Linked DNA regions of Homo sapiens: region 2 is linked to region 1. A link is an interaction called in ENCODE POLR2A ChIA-PET data of the cell type or tissue named here. Cell type or tissue: Caco-2. All regions are shown on one strand. Each heading gives the region's core, and the rest is flanking DNA. Links, peaks and the distances in the headings are about the cores only.

The links. ChIA-PET counts read pairs that join two places held together with the same protein. Peaks named below come from ENCODE experiments on the same cell type or tissue, not always from the same donor. Only the 100,000 strongest peaks of a DNase experiment are listed, where the experiment ranks them.
Region 2: POLR2A ChIA-PET joins it to region 1 with 8 read pairs; 1 of 35 experiments calls an interaction of 5 or more read pairs at or near these places.

The regions. Positions count from the first base shown.
Region 1 is chr17:64,080,327-64,088,670 of GRCh38, reverse strand. It overlaps ERN1 (endoplasmic reticulum to nucleus signaling 1), which reads left to right. Exons shown (of 22, transcript NM_001433.5): 3 at 7,863-7,896. Among named protein-coding and RNA genes, the nearest start is that of ERN1, 46 kb to the left of the region's middle. RefSeq lists an enhancer at 6,194-6,313. In Caco-2, for the core only: a CTCF peak has its summit at 6,520; DNase peaks (open chromatin) are centred at 3,900, 5,957 and 6,284.
Region 2 is chr17:63,600,142-63,607,204 of GRCh38, reverse strand. It overlaps TACO1 (translational activator of cytochrome c oxidase I), which reads right to left and starts at 6,310. Exons shown (of 5, transcript NM_016360.4): 1 at 5,842-6,310; 2 at 2,565-2,671; 3 at 765-892. The coding sequence starts at 6,121. In Caco-2, for the core only: no CTCF peak of the experiment used is centred there; no DNase peak of the experiment used is centred there; H3K4me3 peaks cover 893 bases.

The sequences.
Region 1 (8,344 bases), core at 1,698-6,697:
TTCTTTATCCTGCATGGCACTTAACAGAGAACCCAGCTGAAGCAGATATCTGACAGTTGTTTCTGAGATGTGTTTGGCGCATCTCAACAGAAAGTTACTAGTAGCAGGGTTGTCAGTCCTCTTCCTCCTCGGCGGGGAATGGGGGTGCATGTGTGTAGAGGATTACACAGACTATAAAGCATTTGAGACTTCATCTCTGCTCTTTGGGTCCTTAAATACCTTTCAAAAGGTATTTTGAATACCAACCCAGAACATTTAAAATCACTGCTAGGGTTACACTTAGAAGGGACTGGTTTGGGGACTTTCTAACTGTGTGGTAATATCTTAGTTGTGCAGAAGAGAGAGCTGATTTCCATTGCTGCGTTATGGGGGTCAGAAGGGTGGTCAGATGGGGTCAGAAAGAACAAGGTGGAGGAGGGCAGTAAAGCCAGAGGTCATCTAGAGTCCAACGGAAAAGCAAAAGCAGGGTGTTCCAGAAATATCCGTGCTCATCTGGGAAAGATAAGAGAAGGATCTTGCAAGGCTCCTTGAGCTCCAGTTAAGTGAGCAACCTGTTCTTGTGGCTTCTGTAATCAAAGGGATCTTACTTCTTCCTACATGGAAGGAAGTCTGCCCAGAGCTACCTCCAGAGAGAGGCCGTCAATCTCGAAGTCTGGTTTGAAACAATTATTTAAATTTTGGTTGATTGCATCAAAGACATTTTTCTGTTCAGCTGACTTATCACCCCATGTTTTCCCCAGGCCCTCACGAATTTTGCCAGCCCTGCATTTAGGGAAGCCTGGGATGGTCCTGACAGGGTCCTTCATGCTCTTAACTTGGGTTTCCCTTCAGTCTCTCTGTGCCCTGTGCAACTGGAAGAGCAGGCTCTTCAGAATTATGCCACAGGTGAGAGCAGGAGGAACAGGCCATTCTCTCCAACCTATTGCAGATGTTTGCCTTAAATAGCTTCTGTTTTTAGCTTTTTTTTTAACTTTTCATTTTATAAAAACTTTATACATACCCCAAAGTAAGAAGAGTAGTATCATGAAACCATGTACCCAGCACCCAGCTTCAATAATTATCAATGCGGGGTAATCCCTGTCCCTCTCCCTTAAATACTTTTCAAAAGGGCCAACCCAAAACATTTACAGTCACTGCTAGAGGTACACTTAAAAGGGACTGGTTTGGGGACTTCCTGAGTTTCTAGGTTGTGTGACTGGGTGGAAGTGGGACCCACTAGCCAATCTGGGGAATGTGAACTGAGGAGCAGGTCCTGGGGGTATGGCCTTGGGCTGAGACACCCATAGCAGTTGCAAGTGGGACTGGGTCAGGAGTCCAAGGGAGAACATCCTCAGATGCCATGCGGAGGATTTGCAAGTGTTGGTTTTGATCACGGGAACTTGACAGTGGCAGTTCTGATCTTATTCTGAGGGTAGGGGCCGGAGGGCAGTGAGTGGAGGAAGGTAAGAAGGCAGGAAGGTGGAACAGAGGATTCGGAGCAGTGTAGTTTCCCCACATGGCTCAATCACCCAGCTTGGGTTATAAAGGCAAATTCCTTGTCTCTACCTACAAAGCCAGCTTCCTGGGGGAAGAACCTAGGAATCAACATTCTAAAAATTCCATAGGAATCTCTAATACATTGCTGGTGGAAATATAAAACAGTACTACCAGTTTTGCAAACTGTTTGTCAATTTTTTGTCAGAGGTAAACAATATGATGCAGCCAGTCCCCCTCCTTGTTTTAAGAAATGAAAATAGGCTGGGCACACACCTATAATCCCAGCACTTTGGGAGGCCACGGCGGGTGAATCACGAGGTCAGGAATTCAAGACCAGCCTGACCAATAGGTGAAACCCCATCTCTACTACAAATACAAAAATTAGCTGGGTGTGGTGGCACACGCCTGTAGTCCCAGCTACTCGGTAGGCTGAGGCAGGAGAGTCACTTGAACTCAGGAGGTGGAGGTTGCAGGTTGCTGAGATTGTGCCACTGCACTCCAGCCTGGGCGACAGAGCGAGACTCCATCTCAAAAAAAAAAAAAAAAAAAAAAAAAAAGGAAAGAAAAGAAAAAAAAAGAAATGAAAATAGGTCCAAATAAACACTCGTACACAAATGTTCACAGAAGCTTTATTCACACCAGCCAAGAAAATAAAAACAACTCAAATGTCCCTCAGCAGGTAAATAGGTAAACAGATTGTGGTAAATTCTTATAGTAGAATACTATTTGGTAATAAAAAAGAGCGAACTATGATACATACAACAATATGGATGAATTTCCAAGACATTATGTGAGATAAAGAGGCCAGGCACAAATGAGTATCTATGACGTGGTCATTTGTGAAATTTTAGAACAAACAAAATGAACTGGTACTTATCTGGAGCAAGATTTGGAAATACTGAATCCAAAGGGATGTGAAAAAATGTTTTAGGGTGATGGAAATGTTCTGTATCTTGATGGTGAAGATAGTTACATGGGTGTGTGTTTTTCAAGATTGATTGAACTGTAAACTTAAAATGGTTGCACTTTGGAGGAAAAGGAGAGTGTGCAGAAGAGCAGGCAGAGCCAAGAGGTTTTTGTGTTTATAGGCAAAGGAGGAGTTGAAGATCCTTGGAGACAGGATCTAGATGTGAGTGTGAAAAATCTATGAGTGTGAAGACAAAAGCATTGTCCCTTTATAGAGATGTGAAGGGAAGGGTGGAGCTGGGCAAATGTAGAAGACAAAGGGTAGGAAGTTTCAGCAAGCTCACTCAGTCTCCCTTAATATCCCCTATGACACAGAAGGCAGAGTCATTTGTGGAGAGACAGGGACCTTGAGGCAAGGAGTAGTTTGAAATATCAGCTACAGGGGTGAGAACAGAAGCCAGCCAGGATCTCCTAGTGGCAGGGGCCTAGCTGGCCACACCATGGAGATACCACGTATCATGGTATCTCCACTAATGATCGCAGTGTTTTCTACAGCTGTGCTCAGAAGGCTGGGTGGAGGAACAGGGACTGCTATGCAGATCCTGGGTTCAGGGTGAGTAGAGCTTATCTGCTGGATTATTAAAAGTGATCAACAATGGATTTCCAGGCTGGCCAAGAGTGGAAGTAGGAAAGAAACTGCGCTAGTTTGAATATTTGACCCTCCAAACCTCATGTTGAAATTTGATTCCCAGTGATGGAGGTGGAGCCTAATGGGAAGTGTTTGGGTCTTGGGGGTGGATCCCTCATGAATGGCTTGGCGCTGTCCTCATTGTAGTGAGTGAATCCTCACCCTATTAATTCCTGTGAGAGATGGTTCTTAAAAAGAGCCTGGCACCTTCTCCCCTCTCGCTGCTTCTCTCGCCCTGTGAGCTCTGTACACTCCGGTTCCCCTTTGCCTTCTGCCACTAGTGGAAGCAGCCAGAAGCCCTCATCAGAGGCAAATGCTAATGCCATGCTTCTTGTACAGCCTGCAGAAACGTGAGCCAAATAAACCTCTTTTCTTTATAAATTACCCAGCCTCAGGTATTCCTTTATAGGAACACAAACAGACTAAGACAGGAAATGACACTTAATTACTCCATTCAGCAAATACGTTGGTTACCACCTGTGTGTCAGGTATTGTTTTAGATCCTTGGGAAGATGCAGACAACAAAAAATAAATCCCAACCCTCCGTGGCCAGAGTTGGGCATTAAGTAAGCAATAAAATATACAGAACTACAGAGGTGGTAAGTGACATGGAGAAAAATTAAGCAGGGAAGAAGGGTTGGAAATCCTGGGCAGTAGGAGGTGATCATGGAAGACCGCTCTGAGGTGGCAACAGTTGATCAAAGACCTAGGCAGAGGAACAGCCAGTGCAAAGGTCCTGAGGCATGGGCAGGCCTGGCAGTGCTTGTTGAATACTTGGAGGCCGGCATGGCTGGAATGGAGTGTGTGGGAAATAGTGGGAGATTGTTAAAGGGTGACAGGTTGAAAGGGAGGGACTGCTTGGGATTTATGAACCACTGTGTAAACACTGGCCTTCACTGAGTGAGATGGGGAACCACCAAAGGATTTTGAGTCACAGAGAAGCTTAATCTGATTTATGCCTTTAAAAGGATCACTCTTCTCAGTGTCAAGGCATTGACTTATAGTCTTGACAAACATTTAATCCACATAGAGATGCCCCATGAGGTTGATGTTATCTCTATTTTTTTTTTCCTTACTGATGAGGAAATTGAGGCTCCACGAGCTTAAGTAACTTTGCCAAGGTCACTCAGCTGGTGATTGGCAGAGCCAGGATTTATGCCTTGGTTTGTCTGATTCCAAAGTCCACACAGATTAAGAGAGGAGGGAAGGCTTGAGAGACAAAGGGTTCCTATGGTGTTGAAGGGAATGGGAACAGGACACAGAATTATGGTTGGCATCGAAACAGACCACAGAGTTTGGCAACTGATAGCATGTGTTAGGGAGAAATAGACATCAACAGTGTCGTTTGAGTCATGGCTTTCTTCTAGGAGAATGGTGGTACTGTTAATAAAATACGGTAGTCAGGAGTAGAAGCCAGTCTCAGGCAAAAGACAGAGGGCGTGACTTGGGCAAGCAGAGGCTGAGGCGTTGGTGGGAAGTAGTGGGCGTGTCCAGTTGATCCAGAGAAAGGACCCGGGAGAGGGGAGCCTAGAACCCCACTGTGGTTAGGGTGGAAGTTATAGAGAGGCATGTGCTCTCTGAGTGAGAAGAAAGGCTGAAGGGAGAAGCTGGCAATGTTCCTCCCTGTGTGGAGGAGGGAGTGGGGACAAAAATTCACTGCTTTTGGGGACAGAAATGTTTAAAACTTTACCCTTATGAACTTGGACAAAGGAAAGATGTGGACGTCTGTTTTGTTATTTGAGCTTAAAGAAGTGATTTAGATTAGCCTAGCAATGAGCATCTTGTGACCTCACCCAGGATGTCAGTTCCTGCAGGTGTAAAACTTGTGCCATTCCAGGCCTCAGCTGGACACACGATGGGGGCCGGGGAGTGGAGTTGAGGCCAGTGGCTGCTCCCAGGGGATCAGTGAGCAGGTTTGTTTCTTTCCCGTGTTAATCCTGGGAGACCAAACCTTGATTTCAGCTATATTTTCCCTCTACCTTTACCAGATAACCTTACCTTTACCTTACATAACAGCCACTTTTTATATTTGTGAAGTAACTCCCCCACAACTTTTTTTTTCTGAAAGTAAAACAACTTGGTGACATTGGCTTTTATTCTTATCGGGCCCCATATAGATAGTGGCTTATTTTACAGCAGTATTTGTTTACATCCCTACAGGTAGGACAGTGTTTCTTTTCACATGGCTGAAAACTTTTTTTTTTAAAGCAAGAATCTTACCTGATATCAGTTCTCATTATTAAATCAAAACCACTTTTTCATGTTACTCTTTTAGTGCACATTTTCAGATAATGCTCTTTTTATTTTTGCTGACTTTCCAAAGATAATTTTCTCTTTAACCTTTTTTAATATGAAAAAATTTAACCATATGTACAGAGAGTAGTAAAATAACACTCCAGTGTTCCCGTGTCTCATCTTTAACTGTTATCAACAGCCTGCCACTTCTTGTTTTATCTGTCCTCCCCGCCCCCCGTATAATTATTTTCTGTAGTATTTTAAAGCAAATCTTGAATTCAGATGATTCTTAAAGAAAAACATTTACAGAATTAGGTCATTGTTACATTTCAGAAGCCAAGCAGCAGTGTGTCTGCCTCTGTCAGAACTGTCTTAATAATTGTGTCTTTACCTGGGCTGCAGCTTTGAAGAGGCTTATTCCAGGTGCTTATTTTACTGAGTGGATGGGAAATGCTAAGATAACCATAAGGCCCTCCTACTGGAGTTTATCTTCTCCTAAGCCTAGAAAAAAAAAATCACAGTTCTTAAACACCAATGTAGTTGTCCCGGGAATCTTCCCCTGTCTCCTGCCAATGTCCTGAATCTTAACTGGAACCTTCCTGATACAGGGCATATCTTGGGACCTGAGGCCTCAGTGTCAGGTGACCAGTGGATAAGCTATAGAAAACCAGGAAAATCTGCATCTGAAGACGAGTCTGTGTGACTGAGCAAACACTGTACAGCAAAGATCAGGTTATGAACAGGAATTTAAATCATGTTGGTCTGCATGTCTTGTTTCTGGTGAATTCCTGGAATTTGGCCATGTCCTCTTAATCTGTGTTTATCTGTGATACCTTTAAGTGGCTGAAACAAACAAAAAAGATGCCATTTTACTGCTGTGTTTTCTTCGGAATATGATATTCTTGCTCTTCTTGGCTTGCATGCCTTCAGGCCGGTGTTAAAATAACTGGGTTATTGCACCTTGACTAGCTTGTTTCAGTAGGATGAGTGTGGTGTGCCTTTATTTCCTGTCTCTTGCATCAGTCTGTTTGTGAGAGTGTACCGAGAGGTGATTAATGGGAAAGATAAACATGTGCTTACTGACTGAAAGTTCTTCCTGTTTCCTAGAGTGTTTTTGGTTTAGTGAGTTGTTTGTTTGCTGCCCACAGACCGCATATGGTGTGTGTACACCTCTGTTGTTGTGAACACCATATGCCTTTGTATAGGAGCTGGGCTTTTAAGCAAAGTCAACATATGATAAGGCTTAAAAGATTTTCCTTCATCCAATAATTGGATGGATTGGACAGCCGTCTGTCACCATAAGCAGAGCCTACAGAGTCTGGAATTCTGCATACAAAATCATGTAAGAATACTTGCTGTTCTTGCCCCCCAGAGATTAAGTTGTGTATAGCATGGCTGTGGGGTTTTGGTTGCTGGAAATACCTCATCGCTGTGAGTCTCCTGCCTGCGGACTTTTGGATCTGTCACTACACAGTGCTGCTGTGCCAGTGTTCATGCTCTCTCACTGCCACCACCATCTGCCCCTGGAATCAGGAGCTTCCTCTTGCTTTGTGCCCAGGAAAATCTAGGGAGGGAAGAATTCTGCCATTAATTGCTGCAAATGTAAAATTGACTTAGAGAAAAAAACGTGTTCTCAATTTAAAAAGTAATGCCTGCTCTTGCAGAAATTTTAAGATATAGAAAAGGTTGGGGGGAGTTGCATTTCCAACAAGGATAACTTACAATTAGCATTTTTGATCTTTCCATCTAATTAGGTACATTGAAGCCTTTCCCCATAGTTGCATTAATACTCTATGTACAATGTTATCTTTTCTCCTGAACATAATAGCATAGGTTTGTATATGTCTTAAAATTTTATTAGCCCTCTTAGAAGCCTTAATTTTTTGCCAAGTGGACATTCTATAACTTAACCATATTATTGGGTAGGTCATTTGTAATGCTGCTACGTACACATCTTTGTACAAAAACCATTTTCTATAGTTTATATTGTCTTTAAATTAGATTTTATAAAAATGCAATGGGGGGGCCAAAGGGAATGAACACTTGGAGGCTCTAGAATTGCCGCTCCAAAGAGGTGTGTCCATTTACTGGCCAATCAAAGTTAGTTCTTAAACCCATTTTACTTTTCCTAATGGGAATATGTAGAGCTACTCCAGGCATCGGACAAGGTAATGATTAAGGTTTTAGAAGTCTTTGAGGTGTCAGATAGTGATGCTCTGACCCCTTGTCCACGGTGTGTGGTGACTGGTTCTTCGTTCTGCATCCATCCCCCAAGTTATATGCAAGTTTCTTGAAAGCAGTTCTGTTCTGGTCTCAGTTCTCTATCCAGCCTCAGTAACTATCCAAGAGCTTACATTTGCATCATTGTGGATATGTTTTCTAAAAGATATGCACGGTGATACAAAAATGCATATAACCTTCACGTGCACTAGCCCATGTAGGTTAACAGGAGGGAGAAAGTTATTACCGGTACAACTTGGCCTGGTCCTGGGAAGCCTCTGGGAATCTTGACATTTTGGGATGTTTCTGATGATGGCTTTGTTGTTCTTTTGCACAGATCCAGTCCTGCAGGTCCCAACACATGTGGAAGAGTAAGTTTTCTGATTCGCTCAGTACTTCCCTTTAATTCAGTCTTCTTCATTCAATCAGTGTTTATGAGGCCAGTTGCTGGGAGTGCATATATGTGTAAGTTTGAGGAATAACAGTGAGTGACATATAAAGTCTTACAGGTGCTATGATGAAAGCTTGTGTTGAGGAGGAGGTGGTCAGTTTCCTGAGGGAGAAGGGTAGTGGTTTTAAAAAGGCTTATTTGAGATGAAACTCAAGTTGAGCTTTGAACTTAAACTTCCAAAGTCCTCAGGGGGACTGGACCTCTTCCTCTTTGCTGTGTCATATCATGGAGAAAAAAGGTGAATGTGACCTGCTACTACAGAGTGTGTGTTGGGGTAAAAGCTGGATAGCACTGGTAAGAGCCTTAAATGATGGCACAACCTAAGGAACGATTCAGCCAAGGGTTTCTGAGGGACTGTAGTTATAGTT
Region 2 (7,063 bases), core at 1,119-6,118, 480 kb after region 1:
TCTTTCTTACCCAGTCTATGAAGTACACACAGACATGGAGCAGATCGCATCCTCAAGGAGAAAATGCAGCTGCTGCTGGGTAAGGGAACAGCCCAAGAATGTCCCCACGCTCGATTTTCTGCCCTGATTGCAGTTGGGAGGAAGCAGACTTAGCTGATAATTTCCTGTGCCATTAAGATGCCAGTCCTGGTGGAGCATTTTAAGACTTAGGCATTATATGGCTACAGATGGGGATAATAGGACAAAGATCCCCTTCTACATCCGATGAACAAGTCTTTGGGATCCTGCTAGTAGAAACTACATTAAGGGAAAGTCAATTAACTCATTAGATTCTGCTAAGGAGCAAGTGTGCTTAAAACCTGAAACATGGCCAGGCATGGTGGCTCCCAGCACTTTGGGAGGCTGAGGCAGGTGGATCACCTGAGATCAGGAGTTCGAGACCAGTCTGGCCAACATGATGAAACCCTGTCACCTCTACTAAAAATACAAAAATTAGCTGGGCATGGCTGTGGGTATCTTTAATCCCAGCTACTCAGGAGGCTGAGGCAGGAGAATCACTTGAACCCAGAAAGCAGAGGTTGCAGTGAGCCAAGATCATGCCATTGCACTCCAGCCTGGGCGACAAGAGTGAGACTCCGTCTCAAAAAACAAAAAAACAAAAAACAAAACCCTGAAACACTAGCAGAGATCAACAGTACTTGCCTTGCAGAGAATTGGAACATAAAGGCTCTGTCCCCTACCACTCCTCCCAGACGCACACTTACCCATTCTTATTCAGGATATGTCTAATGTCTGCTTGGCACTTGTGGCTACTGTTAGATAATGCCTCGATGAGCAGAGAAGAGCCACCAGGGCCTCGACCCTCATACAGCAAATAAGTGTCCTTGGATTTCTGCAATAAACAACACAAGCACATTTTCCTGTTTCCCAATTCCTTCCCACATGTCAGCCCAGAACTACAAGTATCGCAAAACTAACTCCATGGGATGGGCTCTCTAGGCTGGAGCCTGAGCTCTCAATCTTTATTTTTGTCCCCACCCTCTAACCAACTTTTGAGGTAACAGGAAGTACTACCCCTAACTTGGAAGGAGTCTGTTTCTCCGGTCCCTGAACAATCCATCAGCCATCTCTCAGCTTTGCTTCCTACCATCCCTAACCAAATGCCACATCTAGTCCCTACCCAATCCCACTCAGACTCATCCTCCTACACCCCCATCCTGTAAGAAACCCACCGGTCAAGTCTCAAGGTCCCTACCCTGGGCTGCTGAGTACTGCTGTGAAATATCACACACCTAGGCCTTGTCGTAAGAGCTGCTGAAAACAGCATGGTCTCAAAATTGAAACAATTAATCCAGAGCTCTAGGGACTAATCTCTTCTGGACCTTCCATGCCCCTACTCATCCCTTGTCCATGTATTCAATATTCCCCACTCCAAGCACCCTGTCCTGCAACTTTCCAGGAATTCTCAACTCATAACTTCTCCCTTCCTCTTTCACAAAGGTAAAAAGGGCCACTAGGTGGGGAAAATAGTTGCTGTCTCCACCACCTTCTCTGCACCATGGCCTACATGAAGGCAATAAGCATAACGGTTAGAGCACAGGCTCTAAAGTCTGACTATCTGGTTTCAAGTCTGTCATTTTCTATGCGACTTGAGTCAACTCACCTAACATTCCTGTGCCTCAGTTTCTACTTACGGTGGTTTTGAGGATTCGATGAGATAACACACATAGAGTTTTTATCCATGCTTAGCCTGCAGGAAGCACTCAATAATTTTGAGCTATTAAGATAACTATTACTTCCTCAGAGCCTCCCTACCTGCCCCAGAGAAAGGTGTACCCTTACGTGGACTCTATATACCTGCCCCTCCCACCATCTCTATCACCCCCATCCTCTCCCTTTCTACTGGCTTTTCTCCTTTAGGGCATAAACATCTGAAAAACAAACACTTCCTCCACCTAACGTAAGGGCTTTCTCCCACACTGCCCCTTCTTTCTATAATACCTCATCTCCCTACAACTTGGCTGAGCAGTCCCGGTCTTGACTGTATGGCCCTGCATACTGCCTATGCATCCTACTCCCAGTTGTGCTCCTAGAACCAATGACCAAGGACGGTGAGCTCTCAGAAGACTCTAGGCTGAGGGCGTCAACTACATTGCTACCGTTCTCTCTGATAATTTTTTTTTTTTTTTTTGAGACAGAGTCTCGCTCTGTCGCCCAGGCTGGAGTGCAGTGGTGCAATCTCGGCTCACCGCAATCTCTACCTCCTGGGTTCAAGCGATCCTCCACCTCAGCCTCCCCAGTAGCTGGGATTACAAGCATATGCCACCACGCCCAGCTAATTTTTGTATTTTTAGTAGAGATGGAGTTTCACCATGCTGGCCAGGCTGGTCTCCAAACTCCTGGCCTCAAGTGATCCACCCACCTTAGCCTCCCAAAGTGCTGGGATTATAGTCGTGAGCCACTGCACTTGGCCCCTCTGATAATTTACAGTGTGTTTGTTGGCCATCCAGACATGAGCCCGGTAGAGGCTGTGATCAATAAAAAGCATGTCAAACAGTACACACCTCCATTTTCAGTGCTGTCTCAATCGTTGACTTGGGCATATGTTTGCTGCGACACACCTCTAAGATATTGGCCAGGTTGCTGTTGTGCTCAGGGTTGGGGCCTCCTTCTGAGATTTAAAGAAAAAGAAAAAAAAGAGTGAGCAAAGACATCTCATTACAACATGGGAGAATAAAAGGGATTTCCAGCCCCACCAAGCCAAAGGAGTGGCAAATCACCATTTAGCTCTCAGTTACCTTAGAATACCTTAACTAGTGTTTCAGTGGGATACGGAGAAGTATTTTCGGGTTTTTTTGGTTTGTTTTTTGAGATGGAGTCTCACTCTGTTGCTGGCTGGAGTGCAGTGGCACGATCTTGGCTCACTGCAACATCCACCTCCTGGGTTCAAGTGATTCTCCTGCCTCAGCCTCCTGAGTAGCTGGGATTACAGGTGCACACCACCACACCCGGCTAATTTTTGTATTTTTAGTAGAGACCAGGTTTCGCCATGTTGGCCAGGCTGGTCTCGAACTCCTGACCTCAGGTGATCCACACACCTTGGCCTCCGAAAGTGCTGGGATTACAAGTGTGAGCCACTGCCCCTGGCCTGGATAAGTATTTTGGAAAAGTACTTTTTTTTTTTTTGAGACAAAGTCTCACTTTGTCACCCAGGCTGGAGTGCAGTGGCATGATTTTAGCTCACTGTAGCCTCAACCTCCAGGGTTCAAGCGATCCTCCTGCCTCAGCCTCCCAAGTAGCTGGGACCACTGGTGTGCACCACCACACCCAGGTAATTTTTTTCGTATTTTTTGTAGATTCAGGTTTTCACCATGTCGCCCAGGCTGGTCTCAAACTCCTGAGCTCAAGTGATCTGCCTGACTCGGCCTCCCAAAGTGCCGGGATTACAGGTGTGGGCCACCATGTCTGGCCAGAAAAGACCTTTTTTTTGAGACAGAGTCTCACTCTGTCATCCATGCTGGAGTGCAGTGGCATGATCTTGGCTCATCTTGGCTCAATGCAACCTCCCACTCCCGGGTTCAAGGGATTCTCCTGCCTCAGCCTCCTAAGTAGCTGGGATTACAGGTGTCTGCCACCATGCCCAGCTAATTTTTGTATTTTTAGTAGAGATGAGGTTTCACCACGTTGGCCAGGTTGGTCTCGAACTCCTGACCTCAAGTGATCCACTCACCTTGGCCTTCCAAAGTGCTGGGGTTACAGGCATGAGGCACCGTGCCTGGCCAGAACTTTCTAATTCATTGTCTTTAGGGATGGTTTTCATTCTGCTAGGTTTCAGCGATCTCTACTTTGTGTCAGATGAAGAAGGGTTATAGATGGTAACAACACTTCCTGGACTCATTACTGCTCTTACTCTACTACTTTGTGCATAATAATTATTTTTATTTTATTTTATTTTTATTATTATTTTTTGAGACAGAGTTTTCCTCTGTTGCCCAGGCTGGAGTGCAGTGGTGTAATCTCGGCTCACTGCAAGCGCCGCCTTCTGGGTTCACGCCATTCTCCTGCCTCAGCCTCCTGAGTAGCTGGGACTATAGGCGCCCGCCACCACCACGCCTGGCTAATTTTTTTGTATTTTTAGTAGAGACGGGGTTTCACCGTGTTAGCCAGGATGGTCTCGATCTGACCTCGTGATCCGCCGGCCTCAGCCTCCCAAAGTGTTGAGATTACAGGTGTGAGCCACCGTGCCCAGCACTTTGTGCATAATTATTGAAATGTTCACATGACATTGTGATCTGAGGGTAGGGGCTGTATCTCATCATCTTTCTAGTACCAATGGCATGCCTGGCACAAAATAAACACAAGTTGGTTGAACTTCATTGGGATGCAGTGGCTGATACCTGCAATCCCAGCACTTTGGGAGGTGGAGGTGGGTAGATCATTTGAGGTCAGGAGTTCGAGACCAGCCTGGCCAACATGGTGAAACCCTGTCTCTATTAAAAATACAAAAAAATTTAGCCAGGCATGGTGGTGCACACTTGTAGTCCCAGCTACTCCGGAGGCTAAAGCAGGAGAATCACTTGAGCCTGGGAGGTGGAGGTTGCAATGGGCCAAGATCACGCCACTGCACTCTACCCTGGGTGACAGAGTGAGACTCTGTCTCAAAATAAATAAATAAATAAATAAATAAAAGTTGCTTGAACTTAATATCAAGAATTTTGAAGAAAAGGAAGCAAACAAATACCAGGCATGAGCTGAGGGGGTAAATTAACATTAACTGAATGCCTATGATGTGCCATAAACCATAAACTACCTCAAGGTGGGTATTATCCTTGTTTCAGAGAAACTCAAGTTAAGCTACTTGTTCAAGGTTAGTCAGTGACAGAAACCAGTCTTCCTGACTCCAAAGTCCACAGTTTCTCTCTCTTTTTTTTTTTTTTTTTTTGAGATGGAGTCTTGCTCTGTCACCCAGGCTGGATGGAGTACAGTAGAGCAATCTCGCTTACTGCAGCCTTCAACTCCTGGGTTCAAGCAATTCTCCTGCTTCAGCCTCCCGAGTAGCCAGCATTACAGGCATGCACCACCATGCCCAGCTGTTTTTTTTTTTTTTTTTTTTTGTTATTTTTAGTAGACACAGGGTTTCCCCATGTTGGCCAGGCTAGTCCTGAACTCCTGACCTCAAGTGATCTGCCTGCCTCTGGCCTGGGATTACAGGCTGTGCCACTGCGCCCAGTCCAAAGTCCATGCTTTCTACAGGACTTTTCCTTTGCTCCTACAGATGTCTGGCCCTAAACAGAAAAAAAGCCTTTTCAGTGTGGCGACCTAAGGGAGAAAAGACATGGCTGCAAATCTACCTTCCAAGGAAATGTGTCTTGGGGAAACATTAATGAAGCAAACTAAGGCCTAAGCTAAGGCCTAAGCACTTAAGTAATAGCTTTACTCAGTGCCCCTGCCACAACCAATAAGGTACTTGAGGCGACTTCAGAGGGGTTGATTTGTCTCTTCAGGAGAGACACACATCTGCCCTGACTCTTAGGGCTTGTTTCTATTAAGTACCCAGCTAGATTAGGATGAAGTCACTTCTACCTTACCGGCTTATCTTCTTAAGAGCAGCTCCCTCTCTGACAAACTGGCCAGATGCTCAGCGTCTGGAAAAGTGAGTGAGAACCTCCAACGTAGGGTAGGTGTTTTGAGGATTTATGAGGTGGGCAATGGTGGGTACTGGGGAAGGAAAACAAAGTGAAGGGCCGGAGATCTAGGTGGGCCCAATTCCGAGAGGCAAGCGAGGCTGCGGGCACTGAGAGGGCAGCGGCAGCCAGTGCTGGGTGACCGTCAGGGTCTCACCTTTCACTGCCAGGCGGATGTTCAAACAGAGTTTGGAGAAGATGCGACTCCTTTCGACGTCCTTCGGACCCTTGATGTGCCTGACTTTGGACCACTTGTTGTGCCCGGCGGGGACAGCCGCGGTAAAGTGCAGCGTCCTGCCCGGAGCGGCACCGCAGCCCCGGGGCTCGGGGTGGGAGGGCCGGGGGTCGCGCGGAGGAGCCGCCCTGACCCCGGGGCCTCGTGCCAGCAAGCATCGGGCAGCGGCCCTGCTTAGGCTGGCAGCAGCCCAAGCCGACATCGGTCCCGACCCTGGGGTTCAAGCTGCTAGCAGCAGCGGCCAACGCCGGCGCGTCTCTTCCACTGCCGGAACAAGCAGTTCCGGACCCCGCGGCCGCCTGTGCCGGTCACCTGAGATCCAAAGGCTTGGGCCCGCCCGGGGCGGCTCAACAGCTAATGACCCTACACTGTCCCCGCGGCACCCGGGACTGGGGGCCCTTGATGGCGTAGCACACTTCCTTTACCGGGTTCGCTCCAAAAACACGTCCCCACTGCCCGCAAAGTCCGTTCCGTGGCTGCACGGTACTCGCTCCTCTCTTGCCCTTGAGCAGATCTAGTTAGTGCTCAAGCCCTCACGGTTGCCTAGAGAGCGCCGGACTTTGTTTCTCATAATGTTTTAGTGGAGACACATCTGAGTTATGAAACTGACTTTGCTTCCAAATTGCTGCCTAAATCTGAGCAAGTCCAGAATGATATTTTGTTGTTGCCTCATTGTACTGGGAAAGAAACTGCTGCCAGAGAAGTGAATTGCCCAAATGTTTAATCTCTCTGAACGTCTTCCCTATTTATAAATAAGGATCTAATATTTGCTTTATCAACATAGGAAAGTTAGAAACACAAAATGAGCCCTTAGAGCTTTAAAGTAATAAAGTTTTATGTAAATAGCCACAGTGCACTTAAGCCCCTAGATGCAAGAGATGGTTTGGGACAGACTCAGATGAGTCACAGGCCTTTGGGAGAGGGAGAATGATCAGACAAGCCCTTTGGAGCTAAACTCCCCTCTTCATTTTCTCTCTGCTGTCTCGAAAGAGAAAACCGAATCCGTTAGAAGATGGAGAGAAACAAAGCGGCAGCTGCTGAAAAGCTTTGTAGTGACTCCCATGCTGGTGAGATTAAGTCCAAAGGGCATGACATATCAGGTAGAGAAGCAGGACAGCCGGGCGCGGTGGCTCACGCCTGTAAT